3 separate regions of the Homo sapiens genome follow, and regions 1 and 3 are each linked to region 2. The links are chromatin loops, found by intact Hi-C in ENCODE. Cell type or tissue: endothelial cell of umbilical vein. All regions are shown on one strand. Links, peaks and the distances in the headings refer to the core of each region. The heading gives the core; the rest is flanking DNA. Region 1 has its middle 85 kb from the start of STT3B. Region 2 has its middle 40 kb from the start of GADL1. Region 3 has its middle 29 kb from the start of MIR466.

What was found. A loop is a pair of places that touch in the nucleus more often than their neighbours do. Peaks named below come from ENCODE experiments on the same cell type or tissue, not always from the same donor. Only the 100,000 strongest peaks of a DNase experiment are listed, where the experiment ranks them.
Region 1: it touches region 2 in a loop (2.4-fold over the local background); 6 of 110 quality-filtered maps call a loop at or near these places.
Region 3: a loop joins it to region 2, with 9 times the contacts of the local background. A loop is called at or near these places in 13 of 110 quality-filtered maps.

What each region holds. Positions count from the first base shown.
Region 1 is chr3:31,444,600-31,452,128 of GRCh38, reverse strand. No RefSeq gene overlaps it. Among named protein-coding and RNA genes, the nearest start is that of STT3B, 85 kb to the left of the region's middle. RefSeq lists a silencer at 3,282-3,460. In endothelial cell of umbilical vein, for the core only: a CTCF peak has its summit at 3,426 (motif pointing right); no DNase peak of the experiment used is centred there.
Region 2 is chr3:30,931,105-30,938,633 of GRCh38, reverse strand. No RefSeq gene overlaps it. Among named protein-coding and RNA genes, the nearest start is that of GADL1, 40 kb to the right of the region's middle. In endothelial cell of umbilical vein, for the core only: no CTCF peak of the experiment used is centred there; a DNase peak (open chromatin) is centred at 4,283; H3K27me3 peaks cover 148 bases.
Region 3 is chr3:31,128,838-31,136,366 of GRCh38, reverse strand. No RefSeq gene overlaps it. Among named protein-coding and RNA genes, the nearest start is that of MIR466, 29 kb to the left of the region's middle. In endothelial cell of umbilical vein, for the core only: a CTCF peak has its summit at 4,023 (motif pointing right); a DNase peak (open chromatin) is centred at 4,016.

The DNA.
Region 1 (7,529 bases), core at 1,387-6,386, 510 kb before region 2:
CCTTAATTCTGTTTATGTAATGTATCACATTTATTGATTTGTGTATGTTGAACCATCTTTGTATTCCCGGTATAAAACCCAGTTGAGTGTGGTATACTGTCTTTCTGATGTGTCATTGGATTTAATTTGCTAGTTTTTTTTAATTTTTGTGCCTATGTTCATCAGGGATATTGGTCTGTAGTTTTCTGTGTTCTGTTGTGTGCTTGTCTGGTTTTGGTATCAGGGTTATACTGGCCTTGTAGAATGAGTTAGAAAGAATTCCCACCTCCTCAGTTTTTTGGAACAGTTTCAGAAGGATTGAGATTAATTCTTCTTTGTATGTTTGATAGAATTTTACTATGAATATATCTGGTCCTGGGCTTTTCTTAGTTCAGAGATTTTTTTGTTATGGATTTAATGTTCTGTGCATTATTGGACTGTTCAGGTCTTCTATTGCTTCCTGGTTCAATCTTGGGAGGTCGCATGCTTCTAGGAATTTATTAATTTCCTCTAGGTTTTCTAGTTGGTGAATGTATGGTTGTTCATAATAGTCTCTGATGATCTTTTGTATTTCTGTGGTATCATTTATCATGCCTCCTTTCTCATTTCTGATTTTATTGGGTTTTCTCTCATTTTTTCCTGGTTAGCATATCAAGTAGTTTATTGATTTTGTTTATCTTTTCAAAAAACCAACTTTTTGTTTCACTGATCCCTTGTGTGTATATATGTATTTTTGGTCTCTATTTAGTTTAGTTCTGCTCTGATTTTTCTTTTTTTCCTTCTACCAAGGGTTTGGTTTGTTCTTGTTTTCCAGTTCCTTGAGATGCATCAATAGTTTCTTTATTTGGAGTCTTTCTATTTTTTTTTTTTTTTTTGGTGTAGGCATTTATTGCTACAAACTTCCCTTTTAGCACTCTTTTGCTGTATCCTGTAGGTTTTGGCATATTGGGTTTTGATTTTTGTTTGTTTCAAGAATTTTTTTATTTACTCCTTATTTCTTTCATTCAGTCATTCAGGAGCATGTTGTTTAATTTTCATGTATTTGTATCATTTCCAGAGTTCGCTTTGCTATTGATATCTAGCTTTATTTCATTGTGGTCTGATTTCAATTTTTTGAAATTTGTTGAGACTTGTTTTGTGTTCTAACATATGGTCTAACCTGGATAATGTTTCATGTGCTGATGAGAAAAATGTGTATTATGCAGCCACTGGATGAAATGTTCTGTAAATGATTTTTAGGTCCTTCTGGTCTAATGTGCAGTTTAAATTCAATATTTCTCTGTTAATTTTCTGTCTAGATGAACTGTCTCATGCTGAGAATGGGGTGTTGAAATTCCTATCTATTGTTGTATTGGAGCCTGTCTTTTCTTTTAAATCTAATAATATTTGCTTTATATATATGGGTGCTTCAGTTTTGGGTACATATGTTTAGAATTTTTATATCTTCTTACTGAATAGATCCTTTTATCAATATATAATGAGATTCTTTGTCTCTTTTTACTGTTTTTGATTTAAAGTCTGTTTTATCTGATATAACTACTCTGCCTAATTTTGGTTTCTGTTTGCATGTAGCTTCTTTTTCCATGCCTTTACTTTCAGTCTGTACATGTTTTTACAGATGAGATGAGTTTCTTGTAGGCAGCCTATACTTGAGTCATTTTAAAAAATCCATTGAGCAAGTCTATATTTTTTTTTAAGTGGAAAGTTTAATTTGTTTACATTCAGGGCTATTACTGATATATCAGGGCTTATTCCTGTTATTTTGTTACTTGATTTCTGGTAATTATATATATTATTTTTTCCCTTTATTTCTCTGTTATTGTTTACTATTGTAGTTTGTTGGTATTCTACAGTGGTAACATTTGCTAATTTCCTCTTCCTTGTTTGCTTGCTCTATCAATGCCTTTTATATTTTTGAGTGTTTTCATGATGGTAGCTATTAATCTTTTGCTTCTGAGTATAGAACTTTCTTAAGCATTTATTGGAGGGCTGCTCTAGAGGTGATGAACTTCCTCAGCTTTTGCTTGTCTGGGAAAGACTATTTTTCCTTTATTTATGAAAGATAAATTTTCTGGACATAGTATCCTTGGCTAACAGTGTTTTTCTTTTAGTGCTTTGAATATATCATCCCATTTTCTCCTGGTCTGTAAAGTTTCTGCTGAGAAATTAGCTTTTAGTCAGATAGAGGGTTTCCTTTATAGATGATAAAATGTTTTTCTCTTGCTGACTTTAGAATTTGTACTGTCACTTTGACTTTAGACAGCCTGAATTGCAATAGGCCATGGTGAAGTACTTTTTGCATTGTATTTTCTGGGGATCATTGAGACTCCTATATCTGGATATTTAAATCTCTTCCTAGAATTGTGAAGTTTTCATTTATTACTTTGTTAAGTAGGTTTTCTAAGCCTTTCAATTTCTCTTTACCCTCAGGGATACTAACAATTAATACATTCAGTTGCTTTTTGTAGTCCCAAGTATCTCAAAGGCTTTGTTCATTTTTTAAAAAATCTTTTTTCTTTATTTTTTGCCTGACTAGATTATTTCAAAATATTTGTCTTCATGTTCTGAAATTCTCTATTCTGCTTGGCCTAGTCTATTTTTGAAACTTTCGATTGTATTTTGTTCTTGCTTTGATGACTTTTTCAGTTCCAGAATGTCTGTTTTTTTCAAAAAGATATTTATCTCTTTGATAAATTTTTCACTTATTTCCTGAATTGAGTTTTGAGCTCTTTGTATTGCTTTTCATATTTCTCTTGCATCATTGAACTTTTAAAAATAAATATTTTGAATTCTTTATCTGGCATTTTGAGGATTGCTTTTTGGTTAGGATCTATTGCTGGAGAATTATTGTGTTCCTTTGAGGATGTCATATTGCTTTTTCATGTTTCTTATGTCTTTACAGCATTTGCTTCTCTTTATTTTTGAATTTTCCTTCACTGGGGGGGCTTTTTCCTGAATATGTGACTATGATGTTGGTTGGGTTTGCTTTTGGGTGCATGGAGTAGGGAAGACTACTATAATTTCATTGGCTATAAATAGCATCAGTGGTATCTGTGGTTTCCTTGGTGTGTTAGGGTGCGGTTATTGGTGGAGGCTGTGGTGAACTTGTGCTAGGGTCTGGAATGCCAGATTGGTCTGTCTTTAGCTTTCAGTGGGGCTAAGCATGTCTATCCTTGTGTTCTGTGGCAGTGTATTCTGATACTTGTGTTGGTGGTTCCAAGCAGGCTGATTTTTGGGCTCTGGGTGCCTTTCTCAATGCTGGTTGTGGTAGTGGTGGACTGGTTGGGTGAGTAGGCTCTTGGGTTCCTGGGCAGCCACATGATGTGGGCAATGGTGGTAGCAGTAGTGGTGAGATGCTCTTCTGATTCCCAAGTGCTGTGCTTTTGTGTTGGCAGTTGCAATGGGCCATGCAGGCTGGCTTCTGGGCCATGCAGGCTGGCTTCCAGGCCACTAGGTGGTGCTTGCAGGTAGAAGCAAGCACCTGCAGATACTTGAGGTGGTAGTGATATGTTGTTTGTGTCCAGCCTCTGTCCCCCAGGATAAATGCTTAGGTGCCCCAGGTGGTGGATTGGGTTATGGAACCCCCAGGACCATGGATCCTGCACTCTGTCTCAGAGGGTGGGGTGAAGCCAAGCAGAGCCAGACCAGGCAAACTTGTGCACAGGTCCCCCAATGATGAGTGCATGGACTAGCTGTGATGAGGAGTTGGGGGTGAGGTGGGTTGATCCTTGGGCCCTGGAGAAATGCTTGGGTGAGGGGCAACCACCACTACAGTGAGGTCTTACCATGTGGTGGGGGTGGCCAGTCCCAGCAGTCTCAGCAGCCACAGCCTTGGCCAGCAGCTGGGGGACTTATGTCCTTTTCATGCCCCAGTGCTTGTGGGGCTCCCTCCCCCATCCTGGCTGTTGCAGCTGGGGGATCCCTCCCCCATCCTGGCTGTTCAGTCAGACCTGGTAGTTCATGCCTAGCCTGGAACTCAGCGCTGGGCCATGGGGGCCCTCTTCCCAGCTCATGTCCAAGTTTCTGCAGCAACTCTTGTCTTACTCAGGACAAGTGGAGGAGTTGTCCACATGTAGCACCAGCAGCTGCAGCCCACAGCACACTTGCTTCTCAGTCCCGTTTGCAAAAGCCTCCCCCACACCCCTACCTAGGCCCCATGCCCCACTCTGGAAGCAGCAGCCTGAGTTTCCCCAATGCCCGGGACTGGTGCCACTGGTTTCCAGGACTGAGCATAGTCTGTTAAAAGCAAGGATCAAGAATGGTGTTTTATTGTAGCTCCTCAGGTCCCAGAAAGAGTGTGAGACCCAAAGTGTGTTCCCTCCTTGGGGTTCCTTCCTACAGTCTCCTGGCTGCTCCCAAGTCAGAATCAGGGCTTAGAAGACTCAAAGTGTTTCTCCTATGGCTTGGATAGTACAGTTCCCAAGTGAGAAGGTAAATTGTAGGAAGACACTCACTCACCTTCCCCTGTACTGAGGGATTCACTACCAGTTCCGGGCCAATCCTAGCCACAGAAGCTGCACATTTTCCTTCTCCTTCCTAGATTTTAGTGTTTCCTATCATTTTTTTTTTCTGTCAGACTCCCACATTCCACCTTGGATAATGTGTTTAAAATGTGAATGTTGGCGGGGCACAGTGGCTCCTGCCTGTAATCCCAGCACTTTGGGAGGCAGAGATGGGCAGATCACAAAGTCAGGAGATCGAGACCATCCTGGCCAACATGGTGAAACCCCGTCTCTACTAAAAATACAAAAATTAACTGGGCGTGGTGGCAGGCGCCTGTAATCCCAGCTACTCAGGAGGCTGAGGAAGGAGAATCGCTTGAGCCCGGGAAGCGGAGGTTGCAGTAAGCTGAGATCGTGCCACTGCACTCCAGCCTGGCGACAGAGGGAGACTCCAGCTCAAAAAAAAAAAAGACTGTCTACATATTTTTTGGTAATTCTAAGTGGATGAGGCATGCTTACAATGCCTCTAGTCAGCCATCTTAAAAAACAAAACAAAACAAAACAAAAAAACACCTATACTGTTAAGATAGTCTCTTAGAGCTTATCCTAAATGTGGGCAATATTCTCAAAATTGCAATAGGTGAGAGAAGGCATATGTAGTGACCTGCATATAGCACTCCAAGCTTTGGTTATTGCTGTTTGCTCCTGATAGGGTCCAAAAGGGGCTACATTAGACAGGAAATTCAATTTTTTCTTTTTGCCTTTCACATATCTGCATTTTAATTTGAAATTTATTCCATGCTTTCTTTAGCTGGGTGAGTGTGGATTGCCATATTTCATCAAAACTAAGACACTGTCAGTTTTAAGGTCTTATTTTATTTACCATTATTTTATTTACCATTATGAAAGGAAAAAACCTGCCAATTAAACGATGACAATTATAAGACATATCACCATTTCAGAGATGTTACTATGTTATAATTCCTGGCAAGAAGGGGAGGTACAGTGTTGAAATGCAACATTTTAAGATTGCTGCCTCCCATGAAAGAGGAGGCTGTTATTTCTGGGATGAGATCAAGTTTCCCTTGAACTGTTTTTGCAGGTTATCTTCTCTACACTTGGCGTTCATGCATGGAAGAGCAAAACCTGGTTCTGTGTTAGCACATATTTTGTGTTACATTGATCTCTATCTTGCTAATTACAAAACAAAGTTTTATAGAATAAAAACCAGTGATTATAGAAACCAAATTGAGAATCAGGACTAAGGATAAAGTTTAACAAGAAAATGTAATTACAGGAAGTTAGAACACTCTCTCCTCTGTATCATTTAAAGATTAAGAGACTCAGCAAGAAGAAAAGGGAAAATTTTGTCCTATTGATTGTGGAATTAGCCAGGAAAAGTGTCTGTGAGTCCTTTATACTCTGAAATATTATTCTACACTATGGAACTTTAATAATCAGATTACACTCTTGAAGTTTAATAAATGGCACTGAAAGTTGTTTTTTCCAACTCAGGTGCGAATATAACCAAGATTGTTCTTTGTCCCTAGTAAAGAGAAGGCTAGATATTACTATTTCTATAAAACTGTAGTAGGATTTAGAAATAACATTTAATATGCTGTAGGCCATAAGGCAAAGGGTACACAATGACTGGAATTAATTTTTCTAAACTGAACTAGTAGAGTATATGTATGTGACTTTTATTCAGACAAGACATGTAAAAGAAGCCTCTCCGCTCCTAAACCTAGAGCAACTGGATTTGAAAACCAGATTTGCAACCCATGTTATTTGATGGCAGCTATAAGATTTTGGCCCCAGGGCAAGAGGTGATTTGGTTAAGGGTTATTTATTTTTTGCCTTCACAGGATACCTTGTGGTATTTTCATCCTCTTTTTCCCACACACAGTCTTCATGGCTTGAACTACTTACAACAGTGGGTTTTTTTTGTTTTTTGTTTTTTGTTTTGAGATGGAGTCTTGCTCTGTTGCCAGGCTGGAGTGCAATTGTGCGATCTCGGCTCACTGAAACCTCTGCCTCCTGGGTTCAAGTGATTCTCCTGCCTCAGCCTCCTGAGTAGCTGGGACTACAGGTGTGTGCTGCCACGCCCAACTAATTTTGGTATTTTTAGTATAGACGGGGTTTCACCATGTTGGCCAGGATGGTCTCAATCTCTTGACCTCGTGATCCACACACCTGGGCCTCCCAAAGTGCGGGATTACTGGTGTGAGCCACTGCACCTGGCCAGAACAGTGGTTCCTAACCTGGACTCCACATTAGAATTAGCAGGGGAACTTTAAAAAAATACTGAAAATATCCATGCATACATCTTATTCCAGCCCAGTGAATTCAGAATCCCTGGAGTAGGTCCCAAACATAAAGGTTTTTTTTTTTTTTTTTCTTGAGCTCCGAAGTGTTTGTAGTGAGTATCCCAAATTGGGGATCCCCTGATTTAGAGTTATAATGCTTGCTCCTGGGGTTTTGCAGATGTCAGCATGGAGACTTGGATTTAGTCCACATTAGTAACAAACCTTCCTAGAACAGGAGGCTGAAATCTTTGGATTGAAATAAGCTTTATCTTAGGGTCAGGTTTCCCAGAGGCAAGACTCTGAGATGAGAGTTTATGTGTAGGTGATTTCATTTAGAAAGTGCTCCCAGGAGAAAGCTGTAAAAGAGCAAGGAGGACAGGGAGCGGAGTGTAGTAACTGGTTTTTAAAGGTGGCTGCCTCCCATTCGTTTCCTCCATGTTTGCACAAACCACTCCACCCACCAGGGAGGGGTCTATTTCCCCTCCCATCAGAGTTGGCCTTATAACTTGCTTCGACAAACAGACATGGTAGAAATGATTCTGGCCTAATTCCAGGCCTGTCTTTTAAGATGCCTAGCAGTGTCTGCTTGTCCCCAGCAGTAACCAGTTGCCATGTAAGTAACCCGACCACCTGAGACCACCAAGCTGTGAAGTTTGAGCTAGCACCATGGGGAGGTGACATGGAATAGAAAACTGAGGAATCCAGCTGGCAGTGAAAACCAAAGCCCCAGATATATGACACCAGTCCAGCCAGTCCAGCCAGTCCATCCAGCCCCTACAGTTGTTTCAGCCATCCCAACTGA
Region 2 (7,529 bases), core at 1,368-6,367:
ATGGGAGATATCACAATACCACAGAAATACAAATGATCATTCAGGCTTTTACGAACACGTTTATGTACAAAAACTAGAAAACCTAGAGAAGATGGATAAATTGCTGGAAATAGAGAATCTTCCTAGACTAAGGAAGAAATAGAAACTCTGAACAGACCAAAAACATGCAGCGAGATTGAAACAGTAATAAAAAAAAATTGTCAACAAAAAAATTCCAGGACCAGATGGATTCACAGTTGAATTCTATCAGACATTCAAGAAAGAATTGATACCAATACTACTGAAACTATTCCAAAAGATAGAAAAAGAGGTAATCCTCCCTAAATCATTCTATGAAGCCAGAATCACCCTAATGCCACAACCAGAAGAGAACATAACAAAAAAGAAAACTACAGACCAATATTTCTGATGAACACAGATGCAAAAATCTTCAACAAAATACTAGCTAACTGAATCCAACAGCATATCGAAAAGATAATACATCATGATCAAGTGGGTTTCATACCAGAGATGCAGATTGGCTTAACATACATAGGTCAATAAATATGATACACCACATAAACAGCATTAAAAAAAAATCTTATGATCACCTCAATAGATGCAGAAAAAAATATGTGATGGAATACATCATCCCTTTATGATTAAAACCCTCAGCAAAATGGGAATAGAAAGGACATATTTTAAGGGAATAAAAACCATCTATTATAAACCCATATCCAACATCATATGGAGCCAGAAAAAGTTGAAAGCATTCCTCCTGAGAACTCGAACAAGACAAGGATGCCCACTTTCACCACTTCTATTTAACACAGTACAGGATGTTCTAGCCAGAGCCATCAGACAAGAGAAAGAAATAAAGAGTATACAAATTGGTAAAGAGGAAGTCAAACTGTTGCTGTTCACTGAAAATATGATTGTACATCTAGAAAACTCTAAAGACTCATCCAAAAAGCTCCTAAATTTGATAAATGAATTCAGTAAAGTTTCAGGATCTAAAATCAATGTATACTAATCAGTAGCATTGCTAAACATCAACAGCAGCCAAGCTAAGAATCAAATCAAGAGCTCAACCCCTTTTACAACAGCTGAAAAAACAAAAACAGAAAAAACCTTAGGAATATACCTAACCAAAGAGGTGAAATTGAAAGAGTTTTCCCTGTAGATCTCTATGAGGAAAAATCCAAAACACTGCTGAAAGATGTCATAGACAACACAAACAAATGGAAACACATCCCACGCTCATGGATGGGTAGAACCAATATTGTAAAAATGACCATACTGCCAAAAGCAATTTATAAATTCAATGAAATTCTGATCAAAATATCATTATCATTCTTCACAGCACTAGAAAAACCAATTCTAAAATTCATACGGAACAAAAAAAAGAGCCCACATAGTCAAAGCAAGACTAAGCAAAAAGAACAAATCTGGAGGCATCACATTGACTTCAAACTACAGTATAAGGATATAGTTACCAAAACAGCATGATACTGGTGTAAAAATAGGCATGCAGGCCAATGGAACAGAATAGAAAACCCAGAAATAAAGCCAAACACTTACAGCCAACTGATCTTCAATGAAGCAAACAAAAACAAAGTGGGGGAAGGACACCCTATTCAACAAATGGTGGTGGTAATTGGCAAGCCACATGTAGAAAAAATGAAACTGGATCCTCATATCTCTCACCTTATACAAAAATCAACTCAGTATGGATTAAAGACTTCCATCTATCACCTGAAACCATAAAAATTCTAGAATATAACATCAGAAAAACTCTTCTAGACATTGGCTTAGGCAAAGACTTCATGACCAAGAACCAAAAAGCAAATGCAACAAAAACAAAGATAAATAGATGGGACTTAATTAAACTAAAAAGCTTCTGCACAGCAAAAGAAGTAATCAGCAGAGTAAACAGACAACCCACAGAGTGGGAGAAAATATTCACAAACTATGTGTCTGACAAACGATTAATATCCAGAATCTACAAGGAACTCAAATCAGCAAGAAAAAGCAAATAATCCCATCAAAAAGTGGGGTAAGGCCATTAATAGACAATTCTCAAAAGAAGATATACGAATGGCCAGAAAACATATGAAAAAAGTGCTCAACATTACCAATTATCAGGGAAAGGAAAATCAAAACCACAATGTGATACCACCTTACTCCTGCAAGAATGGCCATAATTTTTTAAAAAAATGATGTTGGCGTGGATGTGGTGAAAAGGGACTACTTTGACACTGCTTGCGGGAAGGTAAACTAGTACAACCACTGCGGAAAACAGTATGGAGATTCCTTAAAGAACTAAAAGCAGGTCTACCATTTGATCCAGCAATCCCACTACTGAGTATCTACCCAGAGGAAAAGTCATTATGTGAAAAAGACATTTGCACATGCATGTTTATAGCAACACAATTCACGGTTGCAAAAACATGAAACCAACATAAATGCCCATCAACCAACAAGTGGATTTAAAAAAAAAGTGGTATATATTTACCATGGAATACTACTCAGCCATAAAAAGGAAGGAAATAATGGCATTCACAGCAACCTGGATGGAGTGGAGACCATTATTCTAAGTAACTTAGGAATGAAAAACCAAACATCTTATGTTCACATTTATAAGTGGGAGCTAAGCTATGAAGACACAAAGGCATAAGAATGATATAATGGACTCTGGGGACTTGGGGGGAAGGGTGGGAGGGGCCGAGGGATAAAAAACTACACATTAAGTGCAGTGTACACTGCTTGGGTGATGGGTGCACGGAAATCTCAGAAATCACCCCTAAAGAACTTATTCATGTAACCAAACACCACCTGTTCCCCAAAAACTATTGAAATAACAACAACAACAACAACAAATAGTAATAATAATAAAAAGAAAGTGGTGGAGGAATTTTGGGGAGTGTTTCTTAAGTTAAATAACAAAGGTGTGAGAGCAAGTACTGAGGAAGATGGAAGAAGAAGAGATTGTAGACAGAGGTAGGAAAAAAAGGAGAGTTTAGACATGGTTTAGTCTGAAAAATGGTCCAGGAAGTGACCATGACATTGGGTTGACAGCAAATGAAAATGACGGTCAAAATGCGGAATAAGGATCTTGGAATTTTCAGGATTCGGAAATACGTGGCTTGTATGTTAGCATAACCCCCTCCTCACACATGACGGATATTATCATCCCATCCATCACGGCTCTGATGGCTTTATAATATAGCTTTATAATCCTTCTCAAACAGCATTTCATTTAGCCACTGCTAACTGGTGTCTAGTCATTCCAGAGCTTGGTTATTTCAGGCAAAAGTTAGTAAACACTAATTATTAATCTATGTCGCTGTTTGTATGAAGTGTAACATAATGGAAAGTGCCTGGGCTAGGCATCTGAAGGTTTAGGTTCTTTCTGAGTCTATTCCCAGTTATGTGACTTTGAGTAGGTGACTTAATTGATCTGCACACTTGTAAACTGAAGATAATTATACCCAGTTTCCAGCCTCACTGGAAATTTGTGAACAGACCGCTCTGATTAGCTGGGTGTGGTGGCAGATGGTTGTAGTCCTCACTACTTTGTAGGCTGAGGCAGGAGGATCCCTTGAACCCAGGAGTTAGAGGTGCAGTGAGTAAGATCAGACCACTGCACTCCAGCCTGGGTGACAAAGTGAGATCTTGTCTCTGAAAAATATAAATAAAAAATAAAACCCTGCTTTTAGAAAAAGTTGAAGATGCTATACAAAATTTATTATTAGCATCATTAGCCATGTAGAAAGCTACAAGTCGTGGCATAAAATGGACAAAATATGAAACTAATTGAAGAAGGCTATATAGACTAAAAATATACGGTTAGATTTGTTTTTGGTTTTTAAATGGTCACTTCCTGGGTATTTTTTAGTTTAAACTAGAGCATTCATTTCAAGTGACTTTAACAGCTATTAAAGGAAAACAAGAAAAGCTCAGTTATTTAAAGAATTGTTTAAGAGAAGGTTTAAGATTAGAAGAATTATACAATATTGCCACATCGTACAGAACTGGATCACTCTGGTTTTTCTTGCTTCTTATTTTTCCTACAAGTTTCCTCTCTGCTAAAGACCCCAAAAGTCCCGTCCCATTACTCGTGTGCTCATGATCAAGTGTGAATTAGACCTGTTGAATTTTACAGTTTTGCCATTCCCATGTCGACCTGCCCTCTATTTTTCCAAGGAGAAAATAAAATGTTATTATTCATGTTGCTCCTGCCATAACTCACAAATAGGAGGAACACCTCTCCTGTAAGCTGTGAAACTGTTCAAACGCCATGCTGATGCTTCCCCCTGTGGTCACAAAAGAAACTTGTTTGCTTTTTCTCCAACGTATTTGGAAAGGATGTTTTTACGGCAATGCTGTTTGAATTATTATAGCTAACCTTTTCCAGTGTACATGTCTAGAGGCATAATTGTATTCTCAAAACGAACTCCAACAACAGCTACAGAAAGATGCATCAGCTTGTTTATTCTTAAAATTAATGCTACTTTCAATCTCTTTCCCTCTCTCAAAAATGTGCTAAGTAAGCAAGACTTAGTTGAATGGCACGTTTGTTATTTACAAAAAAAACGATAACTAAAAGGGAGAGCGATAAGAAAACCGACCACAGCACCTGCTTCTCATTCCCCTTCTACTTTCATATGCATTATTTGGATAATGTGTTTAATCAGGTAGAAGAGGCCCCAATTTCTCACTGCACTAGCTATCTCTTATGACCTCTCAGATAACATTTAGTGGCATCAAGCTCTAGTACCCACTTTTGCTCCTGGAGGATCCTTATTCTTACAAATTGTGCATCATTATACTTCATGAGGGGGCAATTTTATGTTGTAAACAGTACAAACCCAGCACCTGTGGCTCAGCAGGCCACAGAGAGGGTACAGCCAGCCTAGTGGACAAAAGGATCAGGGGAAAAGCAGTTCTTCACCCTGACATGCACACACCTGGCTGCTGCAGGACAGATGCCTGTCACTTTGGGAGGCTGAGTACTGGGGTGGTAAAAGCACTGGTTTGCAAGCAAGGCAGGTGTAGTTTGTACCTCACCTCCACTGCTAATAAGCATGAACACATTATCTTCTCTGCTTTTCAGCTTCTTGAGCTTTAAAAGAGGGATAAAATTCCAGCCTCATGGGAGTGTGGAGTGTTACAGCCACTTTGGAAGCCAAGTTGGCAACACCTAGTGAAACTAGAAATATGTGTATCCTGGTCAGGCGCAGTGGCTCACACCTGTAATCCTAGCACTTTGGGAGGCCAAGGTGGGCAGATCACTTGAGGTCAGGAGTTCAAAACAAGCTTGGCCATCATGGTGAAACCCCGTCTCTACTAAAAACACAAACAATTAGCTGGGCATGGTGGTGTGCGCTTGTAATCCCAGCTACTCAGGAGTCTGAGGCAGGAGAATCGCTTGAACCCAGGAGGCAGAGGTTGCAGTGAGCTGAGATTGTGCCACAGCACTCCAGCCTGGGTAACAGAGCAAGACTCCATCTCAAAAAAAAAAAAAAAAAAAAAAAAAAAAAAAAAAAAAAAGAAAAGAAAAAAATAAAGAAATATATGTATCCTTCAAACTAGAAATCTCACTTCTGGAATCTATCCCATGGTAATAAAAGCAGCAGTGCACAGAGGTGTGTGTACATGGGTGTTCATGCAGCATGATTTCTAGTGCCTACAAAACTATCAGAGAAACAGATGAGTGGATTGGCACATATACACCATGGGATGCTGTGAATATTGTTCAGTTCTCAAGACGAATGAGTTAGAATTCTTCATGGAGACATTTTATGAGGTATGGTGGAATATGAAAAATAAAATGCAGAAAGGGGTGAATAATGTGTGTCACTTTTGTGCATTTAAAAAGCCCTTCTATATATAAATATAAATATGTATGTGTGCCTACAGATTTATGTGCATGTATGTTTATTATGAGTATGGAAAAGTAACATGGAAATATGCATGCCACGGATTACCCTGAGGGAGGAGAGAACTATGTGGTCATGAAAAACAGATAAGGGAATTAAGAAGAAAGGAGAAAGAAAGAAAAGGCCACAATAAAAGTGCTTATAATCTGTTGTGGGCTGAATGGTGTCCTCCCCAAAGTCCAAATGTTGAAGTCTTAACCCGTCAAGGGCTTCAGAATGTTATTGTATTTAGAGATAGGGCCTTTAGAGAGGTAATACGGTTAAATGAGGCCGTTGGTGTGGGCCTTAATCCAATATGACTAGTGTCTTTGTAAAAAGAGAAAATTAATATACAGATATACACAGAAGGAAGACCATGTGAAGACATCACTGGGAGAAGACAGCCATCTGCAAGCCAAGGAGAGAGAACTCAGAAGAAATCAACCCTGCCGACGTCTTGAACTTGGGCTCCCAGCCTCCAGAACTGTGAGGAAATAAATTTCTGTTGTTTAAACCACCCAGTCTGTGGTACTTTGTTATGGCAGTCCTAGCACACTGATACGTGATCACACCTATACATTTATATATAATTATGTTTATGTGTGGGTATGTATATAATTAAATATATGAAAATATTTCTGTTTCACATATGAAGTAAAAAATACTCAATACCATTATTTTTGTTATGATTACTGTCATTTTTACCATCATCACCTAGCACTGCTCAACTAATGTTTGTAATTATCATTATTTTATCCCGAAATTCTTAATTTTGATTATTGCAAGAGTTTATAGAGATTTTTCATTTTCGGGTTGAAATCTCTGCTTTAATTTTGTATTGTTATTTATTTCTAGCTTTATTGAAATGTTATCAGATAATGCTGTTATTTTTTCTGTTTTATGGAATTTATTGTGGTTTACTTGTAAGCTAACATCAGTTTTACTATATGTACTTGAGAAAGTGTGTTTTCAATTATTAGAGTCTAAAGCTTAATGAACATCTATATTACCTACATTAATGTTGTTTTTTAGGTTACCCTTACTTACGTTTTGCCCACTTAATGCTGTGTGCATTTTGTTACATATTTTTGTGGGATGTTGACCCTAGGTAGCCTGTCTTTGCTTTAAAATTTTTCTCTTTTTGGTGTTTAGGAAAAAGTTTGTATTTTTTTCCAGTATTTGCATATATGTTAACGTCTTTTATAATGTTTCCATTTTCCCTTTTCCTTACTTATGCTTCTACTATTTGATTTGTCATCTTTAAATGATATCCTTTGAGTCCCATTTATTACCTATAAGACAATCAGAAACTTACTCTACTTTCTTTTTTCTTTCACTCTCCTTCTTTCTGTCTACCAGGCAGGTCCATCTGAAAATATATGTTGCACAAATTCTTCAAGAGCATCTGAGAAGTGTATCACATAGTCAGCCCAAGTATTGGCCCAGCTCTTTGAATGCACTAGGTCTCCATTCCTGCATTGAACGTAGTAGTCATGAGGAGACTTCTTCTCTGGTACCTGAAGATATGTTCAGGGGTTTAGTGGGCTGGAGAAGGAAGACACATTTTCAATATCTAAGAACATCTAAAATCACTGGGTCACTGAAACACTGGAATGGGGGCTCTTCTTT
Region 3 (7,529 bases), core at 972-5,971, 200 kb before region 2:
TGACAGATAGATGACAGAATAAGAAACAAGAATGTTTTGGGGTGACAAAGTGTGGTAATAATTCAAAATCATTATTAATACAAAATTGAATTTTAAAAATGGAATATATGAACAATGGAAAGCAATATAGCACTGAAAATGAGTTAACTAAAACCACATGTTATCAATGGGAGAATCTCAAGAATATAATGGTTAGTGAAAATACAACTTGGGCGGCAGAATGAAGTATTTTCCTTTTAGGTATCTAAAGTTTTGCAACAGTTGGCCATGTAATTAGACACAGATATTTGGGTGGGCTACATGGAAAAGGGTATTGATTATCGTTTATTGGAAGTAAAAAAATGGATTTAATCAGTTTTATAAGAGCTGTCAAAAGACAAAATTACAACCACTCCCCCCAAATTAGTTTAAAGATCTAATTGGCTTTTGTTTGTGATTCTAGAATCAGGCAACACGTTATTTAATAAAATAGAATAGTATTCTGCGGGGCATGAGAGAACAGTTGGTTTTTGTAAGGTGGGAACAAGGAAACAGAACAATTTTTTAAAAAGCAGGTTGGTTAACACTGGTTTACTACAGGTTACTTTTCTTGGAAGGGTTAAAGCACAGGGAACTTATGCTGACTCAGGTAGACTTGATTGCTGTGAATCTCTTGTTTTCAGGAAACATTGGTCTGTTTGGACATTTGCTTGCTTTCTTAAAGTTTCAGTCTGATGATGTGGCATTTAGCATTAGTGACCCCATTTCAGTCTGGTCTGGTCTGCTGGGGCCTTAGTGCAGAAGCTCGGTCCAAAACAATGACCTCTCTTAATTTTGTTTAATAGAGCATTTTCAAAGTTTGGTCAAGTTTATATAAAAAATAACATTTAAGCCTAATAAGCTATCTATTACAATCAATAAGCTACTGGCATTTTAACAGACAATAATTCTTGACAACTATGGAGTATATATAAACATATCAATGAATTAGACTTTAGCTTTCATTTAGTTTTATGAAAGAGAAAAGGGAATCATACATTGCTCAGAATTGGGTTGCATAAGATTTTCATAAATGTTACTTAGTATATTCGGAATATACTTGTCCTCTAATTCCATGGACTCGGTTTCTGCTAGTAGGGCATTGTTTACTTCTACCTTAATCAATGCTTTTGGGAACTGGAGCACAATAGGGCAAAAGTGCATAATTATTCTGACACATCCTGAGATTTGCATTACAGAGGCTGCCACAAGGCTTAAAGCTTGATTAATGCTTAGTGGTGAATTTCTTCTGAAATTATGATTTTCACTCTGCCAAATAGCTCTGCAGATTTTCAAGATCTGTGATTACACCAACTGAGGGTCTTTCACTCTGGGAAATGAGTCCTATCCCCACTTGCCTTCTCCCACATCTGGTCTGTGACTATATGCCAGTGCTCTGAAAACTGATCAACAGTGTTCTTTCTTCCTTTACAGTTTTGTTTTTGCGGTGGATTAGATTATATTACTCCCTCCCTGTTAGAGGTGTATACGTCCATACTTTAACATGTGACTTTGCAGTGCTTCTTGCTGTAGGAGGGGTATACCTCCCTTGTCCCCTGACCTGGGGCTTAGATAGGTAACTTACTTTGGCCAGTGGAATACTAGCAAGCATGACATAGCTGAGGTTTGCTTGTGTGGCTGAGCTTGTTCTCTTGCTTGTCATCACCACGAGAAGAATTTGTCCCTAGTAGTCTCTGGACCAGAGGTAGAGCAGATTTGAACCCAACCCACACCTAAAGCAGAACCACCAAACTGACTTGCATACATTTGAGTAAGAAAAATAAATGCTGAAGGTAAGATTTGGGGGTTGTTAAATAGCAAAAACTGACGAATATAAGTTTCAAGTTGGGTCACTCGGAGCTATGTAATTCCGAATAGACCATGATCTGAGAAAGTTTGGTAAATCTCTTCAACAAATAACTATGGCACAGCAATTTTACAACATTAAAATAAATTGAAGACACCTTGTAGACCTAATAAGTATCCAGTTTCCTCTGTTAACACAGCTTTTAATACAGGTAAAATATAGACATGAATTTCTTCTTAGATGCTCACAGGCATTCTGTTTCTTTTCTGTTGTCGATGTGTAATTTTCAAAGAGTTAAAAGCATAATTGCCATGCAAATGTAGAACGTCTACTTGTCAGCAATTTAGTCAACCTATTAATGAGAGAACAAGTGAGATAGTAAAACTGGTTCCAAGAATATATGAGGAACAGTTATTTCTAGACACTAGCAAAAAAAAATGTTAAAATAAGATTGCTAGGCTATATAGAAAACTGGTTAATGTTCTATGGGGCAATAAACATTAACTTTTAAGGTTCTCTTTTCTAGTGGAAGATGGAAGTAAATGACAACAAGCAAAATGAGAAGAAACAAAGGCTACTGTTCACAGTTTGCTGAGCAAGGGAGTCAGCCACTATTACTTGTATTTTGGAAGAGACTCAAAGGCAGGCAGAGGAAAAATCTTATTTATAGTGGTAAAAAGGGAAGGCTTTGGGGGTACTCTGATTGAAGGCTGCTGTCATGGGGGAGCTGAAGGCAGGCTAACTAGAAATGGTGCATCCCATGTGATTGGTTGGGATGCATATTTGGCTTTCTCTGGCTAGTACTAAGTTGAAAACAGAAACAGAAATTAAAGAAACTGTCAGTTATTAATCTAGTCCTACCCATTTTGGGCCAATTGTTACAGGGGCTATTTTTTGGCTTCCTGGATGGTTACTAGAGATGGTGGTCTGATTTCCTGTAAATCAGGCTGGCTATAAGTCAGAAGTAGGCTGGCTTCCTATAGATTATGGGTTGGTTTCCGGGGATGATTTTTGCAGGCTATGGATCAGAGGTCTATTTTTATATATGGTCTGGCAACTTTCTATTTGTATATTCAATCTTTCAGTACAAAATTCTACAAATTAACATATGTGTAGTAAGTCAAAAACAGATACATTCTCCTAGAAAATTAAACAATCCTTTGTGTAGGCCTATTCAGCAAAATTCTAGTATGGCATTGAGAAAACACCCTACTTTCCCTTTACCTTATTTCCAAGTTTTTGATAATGTTTTACCACTGTATATTAGAGAAGGATAAATATAGAGGTTGTTAGAAATTCATACAATTCTGGAGAACATAGACACTAGATAAGAACTGGACAGAAGCACTGTAATTATTTCAGAATACATTTAATCCAGGAGGAAAAGGCAGTATTAGAAAGATCTATGTTGGGCAGAGTTTGAACAGCATTCTTCAATCTGCTTTACCAAGCATAAAACTTGTATTTTTAAATCTTTGTCTAATTTACTTCTTTAATTTATTTCTCAGTTGGTTCACACTTCAAGAATTGAAGAGACAGATGTTGTCTCTTTTTCTCCTCACATCTTAACACTAATTACTTCCTACAAGGTATCATTCAATAAACCAGAAAAGTAAGATCAATATCACAGATGCTCTTGACCAATGATACAAGGGAAACTGGACACATAAACCTTATCTTTTGCCCTTCTCTCCCCCATCAGAGTAGCACATGAGACAACTGTACTCAGCTTTGTAAATTATTAGCCAAATTTCTTAAAATTCTTAAATTCCTTACTGGCAGGTGGCTACAATCTACTGACGCATGTGTGTTTGAGAAATAGACATTTTTCTTTTCCAAAAATGTATAAAATAAAAATCCTTCCATGCCATCTTTTGGGTGTTTCTGGCATTATGTTATTTGTCTTTACATATATAGTTGTTAATTTTGGTAGGTGTCTAATTATGGACCACTATTTCATAAGACAATGGGACAGTATTGTTAATGGGAAACATCTTCAAAATATAATATTAACTTTAAATACAAATTTAATTAACTGGTCTCAACCATGAGGAAAAAGTCTATATTTATAATTCAAATTTTATTTAAACTCTACCTTCTCAAGTACCGTTGTTATGCAGCTTACTCATTTCTACAGTGCAATTTATAACAAAAATATCAATCACCTGGTTATCCACTAGATGTCAGTCCATCCTCACACTGAGGTAACAGGTAGACTATTCATCTGGTGACAAAAAAAAAAATCTGAGAAGTCATATACTTGCCTCCCTCCCAGTGGCATGAGGGACACCACAAGCAGGCCAACTTTCCATTCTTTTTTGTGTAATATAGGCTCAGATTGCCTTTATCATTGGCTAACTGACATTGGCAAACTGTGGTCTCAATAATCTCTTGCTTCCCTCTCATTAAACATGGCAGGCTCCAACTGAATTTGAAGGGAGTAATCAATGCTTTGTTTGGCTGTGTTAAATTCATGACGCAGAATGGAACTGAATGCCAGGATCATACGATACAAAAATAAATGTGTCTCTCAATCATGTGGTTCATTTTTAATGACCCCCAGAATGGAACATTACACACCCATTGACTGTAACCATACTGCCTGGCATGACTTTAGCTGCCAGCATCCTCAACAGCATCCTCCCAACAAAGGCTCAGGGTATATTTAGGATGCACAAAATTTATAGTATAATAGTTCATATGCTCTTAACTTCATATGAGCAAGTATTTTAATCAGGATGATCCTGGTGCAGGCTCAGAGGCATTTATGTAGTTGATAATTATGGTTTCAGAAGCTCTTTGCAGGGAACAGTTTACATTGGCAGTCTCTAAATCATATCTAGTTGAGTTAAAGCTACATTTGCCAAAGTGTCCTCTGACAGACACTGGTCCTGTAGGATGTGAATAGATTATAATAAAAGGATTCATAGAGGAGAATTCCATGGAATACTCTGGAAGAAACAGAATCAAACATGTTTCTCTGATGCAGGACTTCCCAGCACTTTTAATAGTGTCATGTGCAAATATCCAAGAAGAGGCTGTAATATGTGGGTTTTCTTTTTGATTTTAGAATAATTATTTTACAGAATATTTTGCCAAAGAAGTTAATTTTGAAAAAAGCAAAAGAGACTTCTGGACTACAAAGAGATACTTAGTCTCATGTTGCCCTTCCACCCTTTCTTACTGTTTTTCTTTCTCTTTCCTTCTGCATCATATATTGAACATATTTTATGTGTCAGGCACTATGCTGGAATAAAGTAATTTAGGTGTCATGCTGCAAAGAACAAAGGGTATTACTAGGGCATACTTTTTCTAGTAATACATAGAAATCCTTGTATCTAGGTACATTTTACATTTGGAAAGTTTCAAGGTCTGCAGCCCACCTAAAATAGGCACTGGCTATTGCCGTTGGACCCATGTTGTATCAGGGAAGGAAGTAGTTCTCTATGCAGTCAAAGGAATTCTTTCAGCTGGATTTGAAATCTTTTAGTGAGGACTTGACAAGAAAAGTGTTTAACCAACAGGAATTTAATGGGAAAAGTTTGGAGTTGTCGGCAGGACAGAGGCAAGTTTTGGAACAGAATTAAGTGATCCAAAGAGCCTGCCTTAAAAAACTACATAAGGGAGAGTATTAGAGGGAAGAAAAGGGTAAAAATGCACACACAGAGCAAAAATGAAGGCATGCCATGGGAATATGCCATGTCCAGTGGAAAGCAGGGCCCTGTGGCTGAAAGGAATATTCTTGGTTTGATACTTCTCTATTGTGAGCAGTACCAAGACACTTTGTAAAGTGCACATCGAGACCTCAATGAGGCAAATTCAGGCTGCTAAATATAGATGCGACAATGCCAAAGGCTGGGCCTCATTTCCCTTGGGAAAGGCATGTGTGGTGGGTACCATCTGCTCTCAAATCTATCAATTTGCCCTAAAGTCGTTGTCCTGGAGATTGAGAATGCCTTCATTCCCATCCATGCTTGATCATCTCTTTTAACAGATTTCTAGCATTTTCTAATAAAAATGCAGAGAAGGCTAGAGGAGAGAGTGTGTGGAGAAGTGAAGTAACATTATTTCTGTTGAGAGAAAATTTAGAAAATGGTTAGGTTATGAGAATGAGCTGCATCAAGTAGAAAAATGAAGATGTGTCCTGAATCTTCAGCTAGAAGCACTGGGCTCTGATAAATACATTTAAGACTTTAACAATCATTCATATGTAGGTTTCACTTCACCAGCTTGAAATACAATATAAAATTACTCTTTAAAAAACTTTTCTTGGGCTGGGTGCAGTGGCTCATGCCTGTAATCCAAGCACTTTGGGAGGCCAAGGCAAGTGGATCACCTGAGGTCAGGAGTTTGAGACCAATCCAGCTAACATGGCAAAACCCCATCTCTACTAAAAATACAAAAAATTAGCCAGGCATGGTGGTGTGTGCCTGTAATCCCAGCCACTCAGGAGGCTGAGGCAGGAGAATCACTTGAACCAGGGTGGCAGAAGTTGTAGTGAGCTGAGATTGCACCACTGCACTCCAGCCTGGGTGACAGAACGAGACTCCATCTCAAAAACAAACAAACAAACAAAAAAACGAAACTTTTCTTGAAATTATGATATGCAGGTATACCTCATTATATTACACTTTGCTTTATTGAGCTTCTCAGATATTGCACTTTTTACAAATTGAAGGTTTGTGGCAATTCTGCATCAAGAAAGTCAGTTTTTCCAACAGCATGTGCTCACTTCATGTTTCTGTGTCGCATTTTGGTAATTTTTATGTTACCAAAATATTTCAAGAATCATCATTATATTTGTTATGATGATCTGTGACCAGTGGTCTTTGATGTTACTATGTAATTGTTGTGGGGTGCTGTGAACCATGCCCATATAAGACAGTGAACTTAATTGATAAATATCATATGTGTTCTGAATGCTCCACTTACTGGCCATTCTCCTGTTTCTCTCCCTCTCCTCAGGCCTCCTTATTTCATGAGACACAAAAATACTGAAATTAGGACAATTAATAACCCTACAAGAGCCTCTAAATCTTCAGGTAAAAGGAAGAGTTGCATATCTTTCACTTTCAATCGAAAGCTAGAAATGATTAAGCTTAAAGAAGCGATGTTGAAAGCCAAGACTGGCCAGAATCTAGGCCTCTTGCACCACACAGTTAGCTAAGTTGAGAATGCAAAGGAAAAGCTCTTGAGGGAAATTAAAAGTGCTTCTCCAGTAAACACATGAATAAGAAAGTAAAATAGCCTTATTGCTTGTATGGAGAAAGTTTTAGTGGTCTGGATAGATCAAACCAGCACATTCCCTTAAACCAAGGCCTAATCGAAAACAAGACTTTAACGCCATTTATGAAGGCAAAGAGGTGAGAAAGCTGCAGGAGAAAAGTTGGAAGCTAGCAGAGGTTAGTTCATTACGTTTAAGGAAAGAAGCCATTTCCATAACATAAAAGGGCAAGATGAAGCAGCATGTGCTGATGTAGAAGCTGTAGCAAGTTACTGAGAAGACCTATCTAAGTTCATTGATGAAGATGGCTGCACTAAGCAACAGATTTTCACTGCAGCCTTCTATGGGAAGCAGATGCTATCGGTTCTTTCATACCTAGAGAGAAGTCAATTCCTGGCTTCAGAGCTTCAAAGGATGGGCTGATTCTCTTGTTAGGGGCTAATGCAACTGATGACTTTAAGTTGCAGCCAATGTTCATTT